Regions from separate parts of the Homo sapiens genome. Here regions 2 and 3 are each linked to region 1. A link is a contact called in ENCODE Hi-C or POLR2A ChIA-PET data. All regions are on one chromosome and are shown on one strand. The core of a region is the stretch at or near the end of the contact, and the rest is flanking DNA. Distances in the headings are between cores, read along the strand shown.

Evidence for each region. A loop is a pair of places that touch in the nucleus more often than their neighbours do. ChIA-PET counts read pairs that join two places held with the same protein, here RNA polymerase II (POLR2A). Pooled maps may share reads with other maps.
Region 2: a pooled map shows a loop between it and region 1 (2.3-fold over the local background). The contact joins two enhancer-like sites. A Hi-C loop is called at or near these places in 3 of 168 maps with a recorded cell type or tissue (dorsolateral prefrontal cortex and heart right ventricle) and 4 of 50 pooled maps. POLR2A ChIA-PET finds 5 or more read pairs at or near these places in 1 of 52 experiments (activated CD4-positive, alpha-beta T cell).
Region 3: a loop to region 1 is called in a map of heart left ventricle, with 5 times the contacts of the local background. The contact joins two enhancer-like sites. A Hi-C loop is called at or near these places in 1 of 168 maps with a recorded cell type or tissue (heart left ventricle), 2 of 37 single-sample maps with no recorded cell type and 1 of 50 pooled maps.

The regions. Positions count from the first base shown.
Region 1 is chr3:152,593,236-152,598,201 of GRCh38, forward strand. No RefSeq gene overlaps it. Among named protein-coding and RNA genes, the nearest start is that of P2RY1, 240 kb to the right of the region's middle. RefSeq lists enhancers at 3,138-3,237, 3,601-4,271. Within about 2 kb of position 2,941, at least 18 of the 41 ENCODE cell types and tissues checked have a DNase peak (open chromatin) inside an H3K27ac peak, as active enhancers do.
Region 2 is chr3:152,654,364-152,659,329 of GRCh38, forward strand. All of the region lies in intron 2 of LOC102724289 (a long non-coding RNA gene), which reads left to right. Among named protein-coding and RNA genes, the nearest start is that of P2RY1, 180 kb to the right of the region's middle. Within about 2 kb of position 2,526, at least 3 of the 41 ENCODE cell types and tissues checked have a DNase peak (open chromatin) inside an H3K27ac peak, as active enhancers do.
Region 3 is chr3:152,554,271-152,559,236 of GRCh38, forward strand. No RefSeq gene overlaps it. Among named protein-coding and RNA genes, the nearest start is that of P2RY1, 280 kb to the right of the region's middle. Within about 2 kb of position 2,806, at least 6 of the 41 ENCODE cell types and tissues checked have a DNase peak (open chromatin) inside an H3K27ac peak, as active enhancers do.

The sequences.
Region 1 (4,966 bases), core at 1,691-4,190:
GAGTGTCAATACTTGAAAATAGAACTAAAATAATGTGGAGGAGAGAGTGAAAGTAAGGAGAATGGAGAGAGAAGAACTAAGACAAGGATTAGAAGGAGAAAAAAAGAATGAGGAGGGAAGGAGAGAGATGGGGAGAAGGAGGAGAAGAGAGTGAAAGAAGAGGAAGAGGAGGAGGAGGAAGAAAGCAAAGGGAAATAGGAAAGGAAAAGGGGGAGAAGGAAGAGGGAGGAAAGGAAAAAGAAGCAGGAAGAGGAAAGAAGGGAAAGGAAGAGGGGAAAAGAGAAGCCAGGGAAGGAAATTAAGCTGACAGAGTGAATCAGTCAGGGTTTTTGTTGCAAGCAACAGAAATTTGGTTTATTTAAGCAGAATTATCATTTATTCCCAAGTGGGCCAGATAATTGGCTTGGAGACTTTCACCAAGAACCAAGTCCAACTTTGTATTGCCCAACATAAAGCCTAGTAGGGCTGGTCTTATAGAGACACTGATGTCACTGTTTCCAGGCACAGATTTTGAGGCTTATACTGCAGATACTCATAGTGCCAGATGCTGACTAGAGCTCTTGCCACCCTAACCCAAAGGATAGGTCTTTGCATCATCAGTTCTCAAATCCACATCCTCCAAGAGAGCATCTAATTGGCAAAACCAAAGACACATGCCTGTGTCCTCTCTTCAAGCAATTTTCCTAGACTTTTTATGGAAAGAGGTCACTGTTTTTTTTTTTTTTTTTTTTTTTTTTTTTTTTTTTTTATTATACTCTAAGTTTTAGGGTACATGTGCACATTGTGCAGGTTAGTTACATATGTATACATGTGCCATGCTGGTGCGCTGCACCCACTAATGTGTCATCTAGCATTAGGTATATCTCCCAATGCTATCCCTCCCCCCTCCCCCGACCCCACCACAGTCCCCAGAGTGTGATATTCCCCTTCCTGTGTCCATGTGATCTCATTGTTCAATTCCCACCTATGAGTGAGAATATGCGGTGTTTGGTTTTTTGTTCTTGCAATAGTTTACTGAGAATGATGGTTTCCAATTTCATCCATGTCCCTACAAAGGATATGAACTCATCATTTTTTATGGCTGCATAGTATTCCATGGTGTATATGTGCCACATTTTCTTCATCCAGTCTATCATTGTTGGACATTTGGGTTGGTTCCAAGTCTTTGCTATTGTGAATAGTGCCGCAATAAACATACGTGTGCATGTGTCTTTATAGCAGCATGATTTATACTCATTTGGGTATATACCCAGTAATGGGATGGCTGGGTCAAATGGTATTTCTAGTTCTAGATCCCTGAGGAATCGCCACACTGACTTCCACAATGGTTGAACTAGTTTACAGTCCCACCAACAGTGTAAAAGTGTTCCTATTTCTCCGCATCCTCTCCAGCACCTGTTGTTTCCTGACTTTTTAATGATTGCCATTCTAACTGGTGTGAGATGATATCTCATAGTGGTTTTGATTTGCATTTCTCTGATGGCCAGTGATGATGAGCATTTCTTCATGTGTTTTTTGGCTGCATAAATGTCTTCTTTTGAGAAGTGTCTGTTCATGTCCTTCGCCCACTTTTTGATGGGGTTGTTTGTTTTTTTCCCAAACAGCATGGTACTGGTACCAAAACAGAGATATAGATCAATGGAACAGAACAGAGCCCTCAGAAATAATGCCGCATATCTACAACTATCTGATCTTTGACAAACCTGAGAAAAACAAGCAATGGGGAAAGGATTCCCTATTTAATAAATGGTGCTGGGAAAACTGGCTAGCCATATGTAGAAAGCTGAAACTGGATCCCTTCCTTACACCTTATACAAAAATCAATTCAAGATGGATTAAAGATTTAAACGTTAAACCTAAAACCATAAAAACCCTAGAAGAAAACCTAGGCATTACCATTCAGGACATAGGCGTGGGCAAGGACTTCATGTCCAAAACACCAAAAGCAATGGCAACAAAAGACAAAATTGACAAATGGGATCTAATTAAACTAAAGAGCTTCTGCACAGCAAAAGAAACTACCATCAGAGTGAACAGGCAACCTACAACATGGGAGAAAATTTTCGCAACCTACTCATCTGACAAAGGGCTAATATCCAGAATCTACAATGAACTCAAACAAATTTACAAGAAGAGGTCACTGTTTCCCACCCACACTCATAAGGTAGAAAATTCCTTACACAAAAAAAGCAAGATGTATGCTGGGCATACAAAAAGAATGACACATGTTCATTATAAGAGAACAGAGTATATTTAGTGATAAATTAGCTTTGTGGTAAAAATATTTTACTATGAAAATGGTAACACAGACCAGGTACAGTGGCTTATGTTTGTAATTCCAGCACTTTGGGAGGCTGAGGTGGGGGGATTGCTTGATTCCAGGAGTTTGAGACCAGCTTGAGCAACACAGTGTGACCCTGTCTCTACAAAATTTTTACAAATTAGCTGGGTGTGGTGGCACACATGTGTAGTCCCAGCTACTCATCTACTCAGGAGGCTGAGGTGGAGGTGGGAGGATTGCTTGATCCCAGAGGGTTGAGGGTACAGTGAGCTAGGCTTATGGCACTGCACTCCAGCCTGGGTGACAAAGTGAGACCCTGTTTCAAATTATAATAATAATAATAAATTATTTAAAAAATACTAAGAGAAAGAAGAAAGAAAGAGAGAGAAAGAAAGAAAGAAAGAAAGAAAGAAAGAAAGAAAGAAAGAAAGAAAGAAAGAAAAGAGGTAATATAATTGATCTAGGGTTAAGTGAATAAAGTATAATATATTTCTCAGTTCTGATTATTCCAAGGAATCTTTTAGTCTGGTGTCAGGGAGAGAATGGAGACCACAAATCTCTTTCCTTTTCTTCATAGCAAGATGGAAGAAGCCAAAGATTCGAGCTCTTTCTCTCAAATGTAGCTTTTCAAACAGCAAGTCCTAAGTCTCAAGTTAGGAAGTGAAAGTGTCATAGCTCTCTGATGCTGGCTAAAATTTTACTTTAAGTTTCTTGTCCTTGAAGAGAAACAGGAAGCACATTTTCTTATCAGCCAAAGCAGAATGAGTTCTTTTAGCAAGGTCCCACCCCCTGAGAGTGAACTTTGCACTGCCCAAATATGTGCGTGGAGCTCATTTGTGCTCTAATTGAATCCTTTAAAGCAACACAGCTGGAAGACTCAGATCTCACTTCCTTGATATTCTACAGTCTGCAGTTCATTTTTGCCAAGCCAAAAAGTGACTTGTGGAGGGAAAAATAACCCTAACAACAACAACATTTAAAAAGAAACAAAACCAGAGGAACTATCTGACATTTTGGTGCATCAGTTTAGTCAGTATATTCCTGCTGCTCGGAATAATTTCTCTGGACCTAGAACTCAACTTCTTCTTAGATAATTTATAATCATGGAAACCATACAGATCCCTGAGGTCAGGGAGCCACAGCGAGACCACATCCTTTGTTTTCATTTCTCAGCTCCAAGTTAAGCTGCTTATTGTGCCTGGATCCAAGATGTACAAATCATCCAGAGTGGCTGGGTTGTGTAAGAATGTTTCAACTGGCATGATGCCTGCTCTATCAATACAAATGGCTTAACTATTTTCTGATAAACCAAAGAATCATCCTACATGGCTCTCCTGAAACTGTAACTGTCTCTGAGCTGGCAGAGGAAGACTTGCAAGGGTTTTGTGTTTGAGAATCATCTGCAGATTGAGTTTTACAGGAGCTGGTTCCCTTACTTTGACACCCTGGGAGCAACTTCATATAAAGAACAGATCAGCATCTGAATATGGAACAGTAGGTGTCAGGCCTCTGAGCCTAAGCTAAGCCATCATATCCCCCGTAACCTGCATGTACACATCCAGATGGCCAGTTCCTGCCTTAACTGATGACATTCCACCACAAAAGAAGTGAAAATGGCCTGTTCCTGGCTTAATGGATGACATTATCTTGTGAAATTCCTTCTCCTGGCTCATCCTGGCTCAAAAGCTCCCCTACTGAGCACCTTGTGACCCCCACTCCTGCCCACCAGAGAACAACCCCTTTGACTATAATTTTCCTTTACCTACCCAAATCTTATAAAACGGCCCCAACCCATCTCCCTTCGCTGACTCTCTTTTCGGACTCAGCCCGCCTGCACCCAGGTGAAATGAACAGCTTTATTGCTCACACAAAGCCTGTTTGGTGGTCTCTTCACACGGACGTGCATGAAATTTGGTGCCATGACTCGGATCGGGGGACCTCCCCTGGGAGATCAATCCCCTGTCCTCCTGCTCTTTGCTCCATGAGAAAGATCCACCTACGACCTCAGGTCCTCAGACCACCAGCCCAAGAAACATCTCACCAATTTCAAATCCAGTAAGCGGCCTCTTTTTACTCTCTTCTCCAACCTCCCTCTATCCCTCAACCTCTTTCTCCTTTCAATCTGGGCGCCACACTTCAATCTGTCCCTTCTCTTAATTTCAATTCCTTTCATTTTCTGGTAGAGACAAAGGAGACACATTTTATCCATGGACCCAAAACTCCGGCGCTGGTCACGGACTAGGAAGGCAGCCTTCCCTTGGTGTTTAATCACTGCAGGGATGCTTCTCTGATTATTCACCCACGTTTCAGAGGTGTCAGACCACGCAGGGACGCCTGCCTTGGTCCTTCACCCTTAGCGGCAAGTCCCGCTTTTCTGGGGGACTTGCCAACCCCTTCTCTCCATGTCTCTACCCCTTCTCTGCTTTTATGGGGGAAGGGCAAGAACTCCTCAACCCCTTCTCCTTCACCCTTAGTGGCAAGTCCCGCTTTTCTAAGGGGCAAGAACCCCCAATCCCTTATCCCTGCATCCTGACCTCTTATCTCTGTGCCCCAATCCCTTATCACTGTGCCCCAATGCCTTATTTCCGTGCCCCAACCTCTTATCTCCATGCCCTGACCCCTTATTTCCATGCCCCGACCCCTTTCCCACTTTTCTGGAGGGTAAGAACCCCCGAACCCCTTCCC
Region 2 (4,966 bases), core at 1,276-3,775, 61 kb after region 1:
GGCGTGAACCATCGTCCCCGGCCCCCAAAACTAGTCACTTTCTATTCACGCACAGGAAAACAACCTATTTCCAGTCAGATCTCTGGTTCTCATGTTGAAAGATGGCAGAAAGCAAAAGGAGGAGGAGCAATTTTGATAGCTAAATAAAACTCATTTATCACCAGTTTCTATATTTTTGTGTGTTTGATAGATTTTCGCCTTGTGTTACTTGTTTGTTTAAAAACTGATGAAAATCTTAAGAAATTTAAAAGGAATTTGTCATTACTTAAGGACAGCAGAAGGGTTTCTTTTTCTTGTTTTCCTCTCACCTCTTTATGAACTCAGTATTAGTTGATTCTCTATGTTAATAGCAATATAGACACTATAAATACAAATCTAGAGAAAATCCCAGACTTAATATTTGCTGAAATTGCCCAAGAAAATGAGACATCAATTCTACTAGTCTTGAATCTGCTTAAACTTTCTCATCTTTAAGGAAATATTAAGTTAAAGTATCAATTTGGAAAACTTGCAAAATAATTTGGGGCAGGGTGGCAGGGCTGGAGGGGTCAGTGGAAGTGTTAATGATGGACTCCCTGAGATGGAGTTGGCAGTGGCACTCTGCAAATCAATCCAGAGTCAGAAGGCTAATGTATGCACACGAGTCTATTAAGCTCTTCTCTATAACAGGCTCAGCATTTTCCTTTCCATTTTTCTACCTGGAAATACTGTTAGTCAGCTAATGCACCTTGCTACAAGAAGCAAGAAAGACTTTTGGGATTTGGAATATAATAATGCCTTTGGTATTGTACAGATTAATTTTCTTAGCATTTTGCCTAACGTAAACTGGCCTAATGCAAAAAGGTTAACTTCTTTTAAATATTATTTTCAAATCTTAATTTTCATTTCAATATTTTAATATATAGCAATATAATTTTAATAATCAATTTCCCATTCAAATCCAAAGGGAAAGGAATGCAAACGAAACAAATGCAGGGAATCATATCAGAACCAAAAGAAGTTAGATGGAATTTAAGGGCCTTCTACATACTTAGTAATAGTTAATTATTTTAGGGATTTCAAATTCTATCTTAATTCAGTAAAATTTTAAAATGAAATTTAAATGAAAACATTTCAATGAATAAAATTTAAATGAAAAATTTTAAGATGAGTCATTCTTTTTCTGAATATGTTCCTTTGGGTTTTAATTAGAATATAGCATATGCACAAGGTAACCATCTGGGATGAGCCCTGAGCAAAGTCAGAACTACATCAGGAAAAGGTGGTTTTCACATTTGCTGCCTTTTCCCATTATCATGCTTTCTGGTACTCCTATTTCATGCAAGTGTTATATAATCAAATATCTTCATTCTTGAATTAATTTGGGGGAAAATTTTAACTTTTTTTCTGGCTTTATTGAGGTAAGTTAACACAAACCGTATAAATTCAAGGTATACAATGTGATGGTTTGATATACATATACATTGTGAAATGTATCTAATTACAATTAATTACAATTAACTAATTGCTGTTAATTATCAGATTAATTAACACATTCATCACCTCACATAGTTAACATTTTGTATGCATGGCAAGGAAGGAATGAGGACACAAGTTCTATTCTCAGCAAATTTCAAGTAAACAATACGGTATTAGTAACTATATTCACCATGCTGTATGTTAGATCCCCAGGACTTACTCGTCTTGTAATTGAAAGTTCTGGATTAATGTATTTGAACATTAACTTGTAAATCATTTTTTTGAGAAAACCTAAAGTGTTCTAGAATGCTATATTTTAAAGAAGAATTCTCAAAGTTTATTTATTTATTTTTTAGCTTATTTTCTTTATGGCTGCCCCATAGCCAGCCCCCTAGCAACTGTCTGCTCTTCGGCCTGATGCAAAATGTCAGGTCACTTGCTGGGAACAGAGTTTGGAGGGCGGGGGTCTGGAAATGAATTTAGAGCCGTAGGATGCAGGTTCACATTTTCTCCTGGATCAGCTATGTTTCTCCAGGCTTCCGGGTACGGATCTTCAGGGAAGAAGTAGCTAGGCACTCCCAAGAAAGCTCTCAGTCTCTTCAACTTCCTCATTTCAGCTTCCCTGCACTCTGGAATTAAACTTTTGTGCAGCCAGGCTGTGAGAACTGATGCATAAATCATGAGATAGGGCTTTATTAGGGGGAGTAAAGAATTCTCTCACATGGAAAATGTTCACAAACAGATCCTCAACAGTTGTTTAGAATGCCTGAAATTTGTTATTAATATATATGTACCACTGAAGAGTTACAGTGAATGTCAATAGAAGAATATAATTTTGCACGTCTCCATTTTGTCACCGTATCTTCAGTGTTTCAAAATCCTTTGCTCCCTTCCAAAAAAGATTCTGGGATTTAGTAACATAATGATACTAAGTTACTTTCTACTTAAAAACATATTAAAGGTAGAACTGAAAGATATTTTACAAGCCAAGACAGAATCCCGGCTCTGGAGTTCTGTTACTCTTGTAACCATTGATAAAATCACTCGACCGGAAGCTGCTGCTTGGAGCTGCATTCTGCAGTGCTAATTTTAAGTGTTTGATGTTATCAGCTGTACCAGGGAAAACCAAAGCAACAATGAGTGTCAAGTCTTGGTAGACCAAAGAAAAAGTATGCCTAGACTATTTTGTGAAAATTCAGATATCTCTAATTACTGTAAATCCAGATTCATGTGCCAGCAAACATTTGTTGCTAAAATTGTTTAAAATTCACTTCCATCACCTTCTTCATGAAAGCAGAGACCAACTTGACTATCATTGTTTATGCTGCCCTTTGAAAACTTTTCTGTGATCAAAGATGACAAAAGCAATGCAACAGCCTACTTCTCTGGGAAAAGCTAGCCCCAGTGCCTAAGGGAAAACATTCACTAACTCTTTTCATATGAAAATCAGTCTTTGTTCAGAGAAGGAGGGGAACAAGCAGAGACTTTTACTGGGACAAGTAAATCAAGCCTTCAGCAACTCAAGGAACAAACATACAAGACAAGCTCAACTCCTCGTTAAGACCAAATTAGGACAACACTACAAGAAAATAAATTGTTTTATCTGGTTGTGGTGCTTTGGGGATAGTTAATTGACTACTCAAATAACAACTTTGATAGTATATGAACTGTGACTGTGTTAGTAGGTTTTAATTAGCAGGAACTTTTTGTAAATTGGACAAAAACTTTTTTTATTATGACTAGGAAAACTGCTGTTTTCTATTTTTGTTTTGCTCTTTTAAGTGATACCGAACTTTAGTTAATCCCTCAGTCCTAAATTATGGCTGTTGCGAATGAGGGCTATAATAGTTATCCCATTTTATTTTAAATTTTGTATTAATGTTGATAGAGATGAAAGAAGAAAAATATTTGCACTCATGCTGAAATTGCAAAGGAACATGTGTGAATGACCTCTTGGATACTTGTTGCTTGGAAATGCGAGCAATAGTTTCTTTATTTTTATTTTATTTTAGTTTTTTGAGACATGGCCTTGCTCTGTCACCCAGGCTGGAGTGTAGTGGTATGATCAGGGCTCACTGCAGCCTCAACTTCCCTGGTTCAAGCAATCCTCCCACCTCATGCCTGGCTAATTAAAAAAATTTTTTTTTGTAAAGACACAGTCTTGCCATGTTGCCCAGACTGGTCTCGAAGGCCTGGGCTCAAGCGATCCTTCTGCCTCTGTCTGGAAAGCAGTAGTTTCTATGCAGTGACACCTATACTACTAACTATAATTGAACTTAACCTAGAAAAGCATTTTGCATGTTTAGCTTTTAAGTGTGTTTGACAGAAAAGGAGAAAGGAACCTGAAATAAGAAATAATCTAGTGATAAAATTGTTGATGTTCTCCTTCACTGTAATCCATTCCAAATATAGTTTATTTTGCTACAGAGCATGTTCTGTAATGTAAATGGAAATAAGATTGTTAAAGAGGGAATGATGTGAACATAACTTGGGTGATGAGAAGGCTCCTAAGGGATTTTCCCCCTGCATTTTGCACTGCCAGCATTTACACTGCAGCAGAGTGCAAAATATGCTAACAAAGCTGCATACAGCAAACCTTAGAAGAATACAGTACTGTACACCATGTCCATTCATCCTATCTTCCCAGGAGGTTGATCATGTGCAAAAGAAACAATGACAAGATAATGATCCAAAATCACCAGCCATATCTTTGCTGTGGTATGTGTGAAACTTGCATCTACTTATTACATAAAATGCTACACCTGTAACTTCTGATGGTGTTGTGCTTTTTTCTGTAATTCAGCAGTCTTTCTTTTACCTCATTCTGATAGCCTACTTTCATTTGTATTTGGAATAAAGTCATATTAGTTACTGTAGTATTGCTTTCTTTATTATGATTTTAACATTTTTTAAAAACTGTGATAAATTGTTATTGAGTAGGATTTGTTATTGTTGTTAATGCTCTGGTCATCAAGTGCATTAAGTTTTGAGTGGTCTATGCTAATTCTATTTTTTCCCCCATTAACTTTGTAACTTGAAGTGTGCAATGTAGCTTAATGCAAGCTTTTCAGAAATGCACGTGTATGTTATATCAGATGTTTGTACTGTGGTAGGACTTTCTCCCTAGTTCAGCTAAAGATGGGGTCCTTGCCATACAGCTATGTAGTATTAGGCCTGCAGACACTTTGAAGGGTGAGAAAAATGGAATTTATTGGAAAAAAGGAAAAAAGGGGAAAGAGGGACCCTCAGCAGAGTGAGAGTCCTGCTAGTATATGCTTCCCGCGTCACAGATTGAATTCCAGGTTCCACCCAGGAAGAAGAGGGGCCAGGCTCCTCCCCAGGGCAAACAGAGTGAACTTCCTGAGGCTCCACCCCAGTGTGCATTCCTCCCAGCACACAGGCCAGTTGGGGGTTCTCCAGTGACTCCTTTATATTTGGCTGTCTCGTTACTTCTAAAATATTTCATATTCATAAAATAAAAATGTTTTAATAATGTTATATATTTGTA
Region 3 (4,966 bases), core at 1,556-4,055, 39 kb before region 1:
GATATAAGTGATACTGAGAGATTATGTAAATTGCCAAAGATCACAAAGCTAAATATTTGAATACAAGTCTCCCTGATTCCCAGTCCTGGAGCTCTTTATCACTATGTCATACTGCTATGTATGTATGCTCATGTCCCCAACTAAACTATAAATTCCTAGGGAGAAGAATGCATATCTCATTTATTTTTGAATTAAATAAGTTACTAAAGTGTTATCACAGCATATAATAGTATTAAATGTTAACTCCCATCTTGTGTATACCTCACTTCACCTTGCCATTATTTTATTTTGTTGAACGTAAGAACATGCTGTTAACTTCTTAATTTAAAATTACTTGAAGAAAATAAAAACTTCTAATACCTATTCATGTTAAGGTAATAAAAATCAACATAAACAGGAAAAAGGATATCATTTTTATTCTCTAAACTGGCACTATTCAACAGGAGTTTCAGGAATGCTGGAAGTATTCTGTCCATGCAGTTCAATATGGTAGCTACTAGCCACATGTGTCTATTGAGTACTTGAAACGTGACATGCAACTGAGTGATTGAATTTTTTATTTTAGATAATTTAAATTTATATAGCCACATCTGGCTAGCAGCTACCATATTGGAAAGCACAGGTTTAAATTCTATAAATTATAAAACTGTGTAACAAGTGATACAAGTTGCAGCTAAAGTCATTGATCAAATTATTCCAATAATTTTCAATTCTGATGTGACTCTAGCTTCTATCTGAGCTTTGTTTTGACTGTATCTCTTCCAATGATTTCTTCATGGAATTTATAGTCATTCATTACTGGGAATCCTGCCAGGCACCTAAGAGGGTGGGTTCACACGCTGCCCTACTTCTCAGCTTTCTGTTTTCCTCACTGCCTTCTTGGCCTCTCGGTGACTCTTTCACCATGAACTACAATGATATTTACCGTACCATCTAGATGCTCTCTGTATGCCAAGAACTGGTGCTGGGAACATTTGAACCAGAGGACAAGGGAGAGAGAGGAGGAGGCCAGAGTGGCATAAAAATAGGAGATGAGGTGGGCTGGATTTTTCTCATCCTGATTGCCAAAGCCAATGCTTTGCCAGGACCTTGTTTCATTCTACAGAGTGGCAAGGCTCCAGCTGATTGCAGTCTAGCTGATACATGGGGCAAAGTCAAAAGTGGAAAAAAATAAAAAAGGGAGAAAAGAAAGAAATATAAAGTATAAAAGATGGACTAGGATAGACAAGGGCTCAGTCAGGGCATCCGCTGAGGCTCAGACTCAGAGCAGGCTGACCCAAAGAGGATGGACAGTCTCATGTGACGTTCCTGTGGCCAGGGACCATTCGTGAGGATAGGTTGCTTGCTGAAGAGTCTACTAATCTAGATGTCAATGGGAGTCTTCAGGATATGCATACCTACAGACTTCCCCCTATCTAGAGATTTATGTGTTCCACCGGGGGTAAACTGTCTGATAAACTGAGCTCCCCAAACCCACGTGAAGGAAGGCTAAAACGCTGTTAGGGAATACATGCCACACAAGCAACTGTTTATGTCCTCAGTTAATAACTAAACCTGAAAACATGTGTGTCACTCCTTGGGCAGTGAGGCATCTCTTCAAGGGTTGAACAAATAGGTCTTCCTTAGTATGCTGTGCCATGCACCCCCATTATCTTTTCAAATAATCAACGGGAGATTTATATCTGGCCACTATCTTCAATCTCAGCTTCAGTACCCAAAGGGGAAAATGTCTTGGAATTACAATGGGCATGCTGTTATAATTGGTATTGATCGGTTGATTTATTAATTTCTACTGCTTTTTAATACCATTGCTCTTAGACTATTATCAGCCAGTACAGAATTACTGCAATATTTTAACAACCCATAAATTTGCTAAACCTGACGTTCCCATGGGAGTATCAGTCTTGAAGGCATGTAATGGCTTTCTTGCTATTAGTTTCCCACTATTTTGTCTTTGACACAATTTCTTTTCTCTCCCAGGCACTGTAAATTGTTTTAAAATCTTGCTTGCTTCTGTGTCAATTGAATTCACACGAGAATGGTACTTATTAGCCAGAGCCTGATAATTGAATAATTAATATTTTGAGTGATTTCTGGTTATCGCCCAGGGTTTACTAGTAAGGAAGCCAGTCGGAAGAACAGTGATTTGACTAAAGACTTAGTGAAGATTTGCACTCTGACCCCTTGAGCAACATATGTTACTTGTGGCATGGGCAAACAGAACTGGACTCTGCTGAGGTAGGATTCAAAAGAAGGTTAGGATGTTCATTGATAAAGTCAAGTAGAGTAGAAGTCTCACTCTAGGTATCTGGGAGGAAGTATTTATTTATTTATTTATTTATTTATTTATGTAAATTAGTGAAATTTACCAAAGGACTTAGGGAGAATCATGGAAGCCAAATGCTGGAGTAAGAGCTATTAACGTCATTTAGTTAGAGTTCTAGATAACAATTTCCAGTATTAAGGTCCCCCCTACTAAGCCTAGCTAGGAGCTAAGTGACTATCTCCACTCTGGCCTGAAATTCTTGTTTTTACTCTCAGCCCAGCAGATTCCTTTCTGTGACCTGATGACATTCTGTACTGGGATGCAGCTTCTTTGTTTCTGGGCCTTTATGACTATTTACAGAGCCCTCAGCCTTCCCATCTGTAAATGCTCAAAGTTCACTCCAAGTGCAGTCTCTAGAGTCCTCTGTTCCTCTACAGTGTGCTTGGCTAAATGCTCTGCCTATTATTTTATTGTGAACCCCAGGAATGAAGTATTTTTTGTTGGCCTCCTGAAGTCCTCTTTAACCTGAGAGTTCACTGGGCACAGCCCTTTCCCTGCCTGGATTCTTGGCCTCTTCAGAGTTCTATCCTGCCAGCTAGATCTGCTCTCTCAGACACATACTCAAGATAGGAAGTGTTACCCAGTGACTCAGCTTCCTTTGGTAGTATGAGCAAGTTACTCACTAGGGTTTGACTTGAAGCACCCCCTCCCTATTTCAGGGAGACCTTGACATTTAGTTATATAACTACACATTCTACCAGCATTAACAGCCCAGCAAACTTATTATTACAGGTACAAGGAATATTAACTGCTGAACAGATTGTTTTTTGGCTCCAGATGAAAGATGTAATGTGGTAGTGATAGCTTATGAGGGGTTATTTGTGTCAACTGATAGGTCCTATAATTAGATACCTGAAAACAAACTCACTCTTGTGGCCAAATATTTTGAGAAATTAACCAATGTTGTCTCTCTCTATAATATTTTCTCTCAGATTTTCTGAATCTGCTTTCATTCTCAAGTGAGGTCTGTGGAAGGGCAAAAGGCCATGCTATCTGAGAAAAAGTCATTTCCTGCTTTTGGTTTTCAAAATGTTAAACCTTAGGGATTAAAAAACGTTTCTAATGAAAGTAAAATGGCTTAGTTAAAAAGAAGAAAAAGGAGGGAGAAGGATCTTTCATAGACTAGCAAGAGATAACCACTGTCGGGGAGAGGGAAGCAGAAAGGACTATGTCCAGTGATTCAGTCAGTTCAGGCTGCTATACAAAATTACCATAGACTGGGTGGCTTAGACAATACATACTGATTTCTCACATCTGAAGGCTGGGAAGCTGAGGATAAAGGTGTCAGCATATACACTGTCTAGTGAGGGCCCCTTCCTGATTTGCAGATGGCCATCTTCTCATTGTGTCCTCACATGGCAGAGAAGAGAGAGAGCAACTCTCTCATGTCTCTTCTTATAAGGGTACCAATCCCATTATGAGGTCTCCATTTTCATGACTTAATTACCTCCCAGAAGCCCTACTTCCTAATACCATCAAATTCAGGGTTAGAATGTCAACATATGAATTTCTGTGAGACACAAACATTTAGTCCATAGCATCCAATATACTGGGTGACCCTGGGGAGGCAGTAAAAAGAGTGGCTGCATGGTATACCTGCACCAGGAATCTCAAACACCTACTATGGTAAATTAAAGTCAGGTAATATAAACAGTTGAAAAGGGCCTGGTGTTAAAAAAAAAATCTTGCAATGATTATAACAATGTCAATATCAACTGGCTCCCTGCCTCAGCTTTGGGGAGATAATGAGGTTGGATGGGTCTGTAGCAAACAAGAGAGGTAAACAGGCACCCACTTCTCAGCTTTTGTGGTTGTTGACACATGAAGAGGTGGTCCATTATTGCTAGATATTCTTATTTTCAAGAGAAGGCAGAAATGTTGATATTTTTAGTGAACTCTCCTGACTTTTAAGAGTTGGCTTAAATGATTTTAAAACATAGAGTGAGCCAAACAAAACACATCTGCAGGCCAGATGTAGATTTTTATGCCAATGATTTGCAACCTTTAGTCAAGACAGGACCACAGGCCACTTCAGCAAAGATTCTTCTGAGGGTGGCACAGAAGCAGCAGAGGGCTTTGAAAGGGTTGGCCTGATGGAGTCATGCAGATAGGGGCCATAGTAACTTGCAAACTGATGACCAAGGACCAGAAGACACCTTCATTGCCAATGTTTTGGCCCCGTGGCCTAACTCTAGGGGTGAGCAAGAAGTAGGAATTCTAATACACAATTAGCTCTAAAGATAATTGTTTCACCAGCCACGCGGGATGAAGGTTGAACACAGACATTGATTTGGGTTATGGAGAAAAGGCTGTGATAATTTTTGCACACAAGAATTTGTGGACTGAGATTTACACTTGCTATGTCCAATGACTTGTCAAACACTGCAAACAATTCCTCGGTGAGCACAACATGACTTCCAGCACCCCACCTATCAGGTATTCTCTGCATTTCTTTAATATTCAAGCCATCTAATGAGCTGGGTACTATGCTGTGAACTTTGTTATAGAGGAAGGGATTCTATTCCATGGAGAATCTAAACAGATAGTTGCCATACATTTTTTAGCAGTTTTATTGAGGTCTAATTATTATTTTTTTTTTTTTTGAGACAGAGTGTCGCTCTGTCACCCAGGCTGGAGTGC